Regions from separate parts of the Homo sapiens genome. Here region 2 is linked to region 1. Evidence: read pairs that join two places in POLR2A ChIA-PET (ENCODE). Cell type or tissue: IMR-90. All regions are shown on one strand. Each heading gives the region's core, and the rest is flanking DNA. Links, peaks and the distances in the headings are about the cores only.

Region 1 (4,401 bases), core at 332-4,331:
GAAAAAATTGGTTGATAGTGTTGCTCAAGTTTTATGTATCCTTAGCTGAATTTTTGTCTACCTATCCTATTAATTACTGATGGAGTATTGAAGTCTCCAAGTATCATTATAAATTTATTTCTCCTTTTAGTTCTGTCAGTTTTTGCTTCATGTATTTTGGAGCTCTATTATTTGTTACATACACATTTGGGATTGTTATTTCTTCATAATGAATTGAGTCCTTTTTATTATGAAATGTTGCTTTTTACCCCAGGTAATGTCACTTGTTGTGAAGTTTACTTTGGTTAATATCACCACTCCAGCTTTCTTATGATTAGTGTTTATGTGGTATTCTTTTTATATCCTTTAACTTCTAAACTTTGTCTTTATATTTAAAATTAATTTCTTTTAGATAGCAAATAGTTATGTCTTGCTTTTGCTATCCAGTCTCATAATCTCCTTTTAATTGGAGTAGACTATTTGACTATTTGTAATAATGTAGTTATTAATATGTTTGAGTGTAAGTCTACCATTGTACTTTTTTTTTTTTTATTGGATCACTCTCTGTTGCCCAGGCTGGAGTGCAGTGATACGATCATAGCTTCTGTAACCTTGAACTGCTGGGCTCAAGTGATCCTCTGGCCTCAGCCTCCTGAGTAGCTGGGACTGCAGGCATTTGCCATCATACTCAGCTAATTTAAAAAATTTTTTGTAGAGATGGGTTCTCGCATTATTGCTCAGGCTGGTCTTGAACTCCTGGCAGAAGGGAATCCTTCTGCCTCAGCCTCCCAAATTGCTGGGATTACAGGTGTGACCTACCATACTCAGCCCTAAAATGCTTTGTCTGTTAATTCCATCTTCTCTTGTCATTTCTGGGTCTGATAATATTGACTGATTTTTTCCCTCTTTTAATGTTCACATTTTGCTGCTGCTTCACATTACCTAATAAGTTTTTAATCAAATGCCAGACATTATAAATATTATGTTTTTGAATGTTTGAACTTTATTGTTTTTCTTGAAAAAGATTATTAAAGGTTTTTTTTTTAGCAGGCATTTAAGTTATTGTGGATCAGCTTCATGTTTATGAAGCTTCTTTTTAAATTTTGTTAGGGTGCATCTAGGATAGCCTTTGCTCTAAATGTTGTAAAGCCTTTCTACTGAGGCTTCTGGGATCTTTTCTTAGTGCCCCAAGTATTCAGTTCTGGCCGGAAGGAACTTGAATATCTGTCAGCCATATAGCTTCCTGGCTTTTATTCTTTGCCAGGCTTTGTGTAGTTTTACCTTATGCACACTCAAATTATATTCAGCCAAAGCTCAAGGGAGGGAGTATCTACTCTGATTTCTGCAGTTCTTCATGACTCCCTCTTCTATATTACTGCACCTCACAAATTTCAGCTGACTCAGCTTCTTGGGTCTCCTATATCATCTCCTCAGCTCAGCTAAGCCACAAGGCTCTGCTCGTTTGTCCTTCCTGTGCATTGACTAGAAACTGCTTCTAGGAAGAAAAGCATTGTGATTGTAGAGCTTACTTCATTTGTTTTTCTTCTCTTGTGGATCAGAGTCCTGTACTGCCTTTTTCCATGGTCATATTTTGTTCAATTTTCTAATTATTAAATGGAAGGTAGGGAAGTCCTATACTTATGGGTAGAAGCAGAATCCTAATTTTTTCTTAGTTGGCCTTATTTTTTAGAACAGTTCCAGATTTATGGACAAATTAAAAGAGTACAGTATTCTCGTATACCCCCACACCTAGTTCCTCATTATTAACATCTTATAGTACATTTGTTACAATTGAGTCAATATCAATACATTGTTATTAACTAAAGTCTGTAGTATATTCAGATTTCCTTGGTTTTTACCTAGTGTCCTTTTGTATTTGAGGAATCAATCCCCGATCTCACATTATGCTTAGTTGTCCTGTCTCCTTAGGCTCCTCTTGGCTGTAACAGTTTTTCAGACTTTCTTTTTTTTTTTTTTTTTTTTGATGACATTCCAGTTTGAGGAGTACTGGTCAGGTATTTTATAGAAATTCCCTTAAATGGAGTTTATCTGATGTTTTTCTCACAATTTCATGGATTATGGGTTTGGGACAGGAAGACCACAAAGATAAAGGGCCATTTTCATTATATCATATTAAAGGTACATGTGATCAACATGACATCACTGTTTATGTTAACCTTGATGATGACCTTGTTTTCATCTGGTTTCTCCACTATAAGTTACTCCTCTCCTCACTTCCCATTTCCAGACTCTGCTCTCTGGAAGGAAGTCACTGTGTGTAGCCCATATTTAAGTGATAGAAAGTAATGTTCTACCTCCTTGAACCAGGGGTATTATCCACATAAATTATTTGGAATTCTTCTGCACAAAAAACTTACCTCTTCTCCTCTACATATTAATTTATTCAATCACTTACATATATCAGTGTAGACTCATAGATACTTATTTTGTACTTTAGCTTATAATTTGGCTTTTCTTTCTTTCTTTTTTTTTTTTTTTTTGCTCTATTTGTTACAACTTTAGCTGTGGGAGCTCTTTCAGGTGGCTCTTGTGTCCCTTTTACTCCCTCAGTGTGTGTGTGTCTGTGTGTGTGTGTGTGTTGAGCATTTTCTTACTTTCTGGCACTGAAAGATATATCTGGTATAAAAGACAAACGATACACCTATCTACATGGGGCACTTACTGTGAATAGAACTTGCAGGACTGGAAGTTGCTTTCGGTGAGTCATTGAGTGAGTGGTGGGTGAATGTGAAGGCTCAGTTCATTACTGTACACTACTGTAGACTTTATAAATACTAAGGATACACACGAAATTTATTTTAAAAAACTATCTTCAATAATTAACCTTGGCTTATTGTAACTTTTCATTTTATAAACTTTTTAATTTTTTGAAACTTTTTACTCTTTTGTAATCACACTTAGCTTAATCACAAACATGTATAGCTGTACAAATTTTTTTCTTTTTTTCTTTTTTTTTTTTTTTTGAGACAGGGTCTTGCTCTGTCATCCAGGCTGGAGTACAGTGACGCGATCATGGGTCACTGCAGCCTTGACCTCTCTAGCTCCAGTGATCCTCCCACCTCAGCCTCTTGAGTAGCTGGGACCACAGGTGCACGCCACCACACCCAGCTAATTTTTGTATTTTTTGTAGAGACAAGTTCTTCCTGCGCTGGCCAGGCCAGTTTCACACGCCTGGGCTCAAACAGTCCTCCTGCCTCAATCTCCCCAAGTGCTAGGATTGCAGGTGTGAGCTGCCACATCTGGCTTTTTACTTTGTATCCTTATTCTATAAGCTCTTTTCTTTTCTTTTTTCTTTTTTTTTTTTGAGACGGAGTCTCGCTCTGTTGCCCAGGCTGGAGTGCAGTGGCGCGATCTCGGCTCACTGCAAGCTCCGCCTTCCGGGTTCACGCCGTTCTCCTGCCTCAGCATCCCGAGTAGCTGGGACTACAGGTGCCCGTCACCGAATTTTTTTTGTATTTTTAGTAGAGATGGGGTTTCACCGTGATCTCGATTTCCCGACTTCATGATCTGCCCGAGGGATTACAGGCGTGAGCCACTGCACCCGGCCCTTTTCTTTTTTTTTTTTTTTTTTTTTTTTTGAGACGGAGTCTCACTCTATTGCCCAGGCTGGAGTGCAATGGCGCTATCTTGGCTCGCTGCAACCTCTACCTCCTGGGTTCAAGCAATTCGCCTGCCTCAGCCTCTCGAGTAGCTGGGATTGCAGGCATGCACCACCACGCCCGGCTAATTTTTTGTATTTTAGTGGAGATGGGGTTTCACCATCTCTAACTTGAACTCCTGATCTCAAGTGATCCACCCGCCTCGGCCTTCAAAAGTGCTAGGATTACAGGTGTGAGCCACCGCGCCTGGCCTATACGCTTTTTTCTGTTAAAAAATATTTTTAAGTTTTTAAACTTTTGTTAAAAATTGAGACAGAAGCAAACACATTACTTACTAGGCCTACACAGAGCCAGGATTATCAGTATCAATCCCTTCCGCCTCCACATCATGTCCCACTGGAAGGTCTTCGGGGCAGTAACGGACATGGAGCTGTTATCTCCTAACATGCCTTCTTCTGGAATACCTCCTGAAAGACCTGCCTGAGGCTATTTAACAGTTAACTTTTTTTTTATATGTAAGTAGGAGTACTCTAAAATAACAATATAAAATGTAGTACAATAAAATAATAAGCCAGTAACGTAGTTGTTTATTATCAAGTATGTACTGTACATAATTGTATATGCTAGACTTTTATACAGCTGGCAGCACAGTAGGTTTATTTATACCAGCACCTCCACAAACATGTGAGTAATGCTTTGCACTTGACCTTCTGTCAGCTATGACATCCCTAGGTTGCAGGATTTTTCAGCTTCATTATAATCTTATGGGACCATCTTCATATGTGAGTGGTCTCTTGACCCA
Region 2 (4,401 bases), core at 115-4,114, 54 kb before region 1:
GGAGGTTGCAGTGAGCCAAGATCGTGCCATTGCACTCCAGCCTGGGTGACAGAGTGAAACTCCATCTCAAAAAAAAAAAAAAAAAAAAAAAAAAGAAACAAATTACTCCTCATAGTGATGAATTTCCTATTTAACTTACAGCTTTTATTATACATTTTACTAGCCTCATCCAATTTAAATTTTACTGGGTCTTTTCTTAAATAGCCTTTTAAATATTTTATAGTAAATGTTGATTACTTAATGCATTGTTTCTCAATCACTTTTTCATTATCACTTTCCTAAGGAGCCTTTTTAGACTTTTTTTTCCCTAATCACCCCCACCCTGTGAAATTTTAGTATCTGTTTATGTACTGTATGTATATCCATGCTTTATATATGCAAAGGGTAAGATTTTTTTCACCCTCCCAAGAACACAATTTTCACCCTTTTAGAGGCAAGATTGCTCACTTCAAGAATGTATGACCTACTGGGGCACTATAGGAAAATGTCATTTTAACTTTGACAGTGAATCTCAAGCCCATGTATTTTGTTTTTATAGCTGCCTGCCTCTCAAACATCACATGGTGACCACTCCAACACTACTACTGTGGGGAGAGAATGACGCATTCATGGAGGTTGAGATGGCTGAAGTCACAAAGATTTATGTTAAAAACTATTTCAGGCTAACTATTTTGTCAGAAGCCAGTCATTGGCTTCAGCAAGACCAACCTGACATAGTGAACAAATTGATATGGACATTTCTAAAAGAAGAAACAAGAAAAAAAGATTGACTTTTCTTTATCTTCTATGAAGGGTCTGTAATGAAATCTCTAAATAATTTTTAAAAATTGTTCATCAACTTCTTTATGTTTTATTAGAAAAAAACTGTTTTAATGTGCTTTATCATAAATAAATATCCTGACAAATGGTATTGAAAAAAATCTGAGATCATGTGAACATATAATACAATGTTGATTTTCTTCTGGTGTATTTTGCACAGACAAGCATCTGCCTTAAAATATATACACTTGTACAAAAAGGAAGTTTGGAGTAAGTGCTTCCATTTTGGTTTCTTGCTTTTTTTTACTCTGTTAACATATGGTGCCTTTTACAAATGTATATTAAAGATTAGCTGTGCCATATTATAAGGCAAACCTGAAATAATATAAATTTTCATTCTATTGTTCAAAAATTCTTTTTACTATTTTTAACCATTAAAAAGTTATATTATCGAATCTCTTTGGATTTATAGTATATCTATTAGTTTGAAGGCAAATATAGCTAAATGAATATGCATTTTTAAAATGGGCCATATACTATTTATACTGGGAACATTAAACCATTTTTTAAAGCTGACATCTTGGCTGGGCGTGGTGGCTCATGCCTGTAATCTCAGCACTGTGGGAAGCCAAGGCGGGAGAATCACTTGAGACCAGGAGTTTGAGACCAGCCTGGCCAACATGGTAAAACCTCATCTCTACCAAAAATAAATAAAAAATAAAAGTGGGCAGGCGTAGGCGTGCACACCTGAAGTCCCAGCTACTCATGAGGCTGAGGTGAGAAGATCGCTTGTGTCCAGGAGCTTGAGGTTGCAGTGAGCCATGATTGGGCCATTGCACTCCAGCCTGGGCAATGGAGTGAGACCCTGTTGGAACGGAAAGGGAAAGGGAGAGGGAAAAGGAAGGAAAGGATCCTTTTACCCCATTCAATGCAACGAGAATTGAATATTACACATCTTATATGCACTAGAATCTAAGCTCCACAGGGCAGGGATTTTTTTGTTGTTTTATTAACTGATACATATTCAAGTCTAGACTAAGGGCCTGGCATATTGTAGGCACTCAAACATTTGCTTAATGAATAAATAATATATCTGGCACACTGCTAGGCACTGCGGGGGGGTGGGGAATATAAAAGAAAGATAAGGTGGTAACATAGAACTTTCCCATAAGAAGCCTTAAGGGCTGGGTGTGGTGGCTCATGCTTGTAATTCCAGCACTTTGGGAGGCTGAGATGGGTGGATCACCTGAGGTCAGGAGTTCGAGACCAGCCTGGCCAACATGGTGAAACCTCATCTCTACCAAAAATACAAAAATTAGCCGGGGATGGTGGCAAATGCCTGTAATCCCAGCTACTTGGGAGGCTGAGGCAGGAGAATTGCTTGAACCTGGGAGGCAGAGGTTGCAGTGAGCCAAGATTGCACCACTGCATTCCAGCCTGGGCAACAAGAGCAAAAAAAAAAAAAAAAAAAAAAAAAAAAAAAAAAAAAAAGACGCATACATAGAATGCAGTCAAATTAAATAAAGGTTCAAGAGTAGAAATGAACATTATAAGTAAGAGTTGAAAAGAGTTACAGAATAGAGAACAATACCAACTCAGGGGACTACTACTCATTCTTTTGGGTTGTTCCCCTTTAACATGGGAGGCAACCAGTAACACTGCCAAATCACATCACAGAACAAATAAGCCCTAAATTGGTGAAAGGATTGCTTCCCTCATTAAGCATAGTTCTGATCGTGACAGAACAAAGGAGAATGTCCCTAAGAATTCTCATTACTGTATCACAGCAAGTTGTATTTACAACAAAAATCCAATTCTCTATACAACACATTGCTTCGTAACAACATGCAAGGTAGGTATCACCAATTTATAAATAGTAAAAATGTGATTTAACGTGTAACTTTGCCAATGCCCATAGTGTAAGTTCTGGAGCTAGGATCTGACCTAGAGCCATCTGGTGGTAAAGCCCATGATCCCACTTACACCAGATACCATTTAGCAGACTTGTGGTATCCACGCCACTCTTCCTGTTTCAGCAGTAATCTGGTGTGTTTCAATAGATGGCCATATCTCTCAGGAACCTACAATTTGACTTTTAATTTTGGGAGGGAAAAGGAATTCAAATTAGCCATTAGTAAACATAGGAATATTCTATAGAGCATTGTCAGAGTTGCAAATGCCACAAGGTATAGAAAAATCCTGGTTCATACCAACTTGTTGCTTCCCTCTTGATCCCTCCAGAAGGGCAGCAACAAGGGAAAGAATGGGACGTGTTGACACAGTAAAGTAATCCTGACTTATTTTAATAAAAACCTGTTACTGACAAAGGTGATTTTAAGATTTGTTGTTGTTGCTACTTATGTCAGTTTAGGAAGCTGACAAGTTCATGTGGACTAATTTTAAGAATTTATCAATCAAACATTCCATGGGCAATTCCGGCCTATTACAATGAATGTACTCTAATTTTTAATAGATATGGAAAAGTACTTGTAACAGATATAAAGCCTCAAGGGTGCCATCTTGAGTTAAACCTCTTAGGATAAACAGTTATTACTATCTCTGTAGAAATCTATTGGTAGGGCAAGTAAGTGAATTTGATTTACTAGCTGCCAAAGCAGCTCACAGTAAATAAAAACAGGTAATGGCACCTAAATTAAAAGTTGTAATTATTAATAATATTCATCTATTCAAATTAATATATCCCTAGTAGTATATAATATATGCCTAATTTAACATCAGAAATTGCTATGTGAAAATAATTTATTAGGCATATGTCAAAAGCAAGATGTTTGCAAAAAAAGAAAGAAAGAATGTGCTGTTGATATGATTCAAATTCTCCTGTTACATCATTTACCATCTTTGATTTTTCTGATTTTAAAGGTAATGCAGCATTTTCTATTAACCTACAATTTCCTCTAACAGTTCTAATTATGTGCAAACAGAAAAAGCAGTTGGATGTGGGGAAGGGTGCATGTCAAAGGCTGCCCCCAAATCCAGGCTACACACAGCCTGGGTCTGCTAAGTCGGTTTCACGGCTCTGCATCCACAGACTCTGAGTTGGAGGCGAAGGAGTCTGGGATCACGCAGGAGCTAATCAAGTCCTTGTATCCTCAGCAGACACGCCTCTGTGCATGGTGCTGGACCTGCATCATCCTCGTGGGTACGAATGTCCTGCATCGCCTTCCTCTTCATCTGGCCAGTGGCCATGCTTTCCACCTTTGGCTATCCTGCTCAAATCCTGCAACCCTGCCAAGAGTTGGAGAAAAAAAACTGGTGAAACCAGTACTCAAGCTCATGCTTCAGGTGGCTTTCTTTTTACTTGGGTTCCTGGCTAAAGTGAAAGGGAAAAAGGCAACCCAAGACAAGGCCCCTATCTTCGTTACAGCACCACGGTCCACTTTCTTTGACTCAATCCCCTGTGTGGTGGCAGGGTTACCCTCAGTGGTCTCTGCAAGTCAAAATGTGCAGATCCCATTGGCTGGGAAATTCCTACTGTCAACACAGCTGGTGCTTGTGATTTGAGAAGACTCCCATTCCAGGAAGAATACTAAGGATGAAATCCTGAAGTGAGTGACATTTGGAAAGAAGTGGCCACAGATTCTGATTTTCCTAGAAGGTGTGTGCATCAATCGCTCCCGTCTA

Evidence for each region. Peaks named below come from ENCODE experiments on the same cell type or tissue, not always from the same donor. Only the 100,000 strongest peaks of a DNase experiment are listed, where the experiment ranks them.
Region 2: POLR2A ChIA-PET joins it to region 1 with 7 read pairs; 3 of 35 experiments call an interaction of 5 or more read pairs at or near these places.

The regions. Positions count from the first base shown.
Region 1 is chr1:92,116,341-92,120,741 of GRCh38, forward strand. All of the region lies in intron 4 of BTBD8 (BTB domain containing 8), which reads left to right. Among named protein-coding and RNA genes, the nearest start is that of BTBD8, 38 kb to the left of the region's middle. In IMR-90, for the core only: no CTCF peak of the experiment used is centred there; a DNase peak (open chromatin) is centred at 2,701.
Region 2 is chr1:92,062,517-92,066,917 of GRCh38, forward strand. EPHX4 (epoxide hydrolase 4) reads left to right here. Exons shown (of 7, transcript NM_173567.5): 7 at 539-1,022. The coding sequence ends at 770. It also overlaps the pseudogene LPCAT2BP. Among named protein-coding and RNA genes, the nearest start is that of SETSIP, 11 kb to the right of the region's middle. In IMR-90, for the core only: no CTCF peak of the experiment used is centred there; no DNase peak of the experiment used is centred there.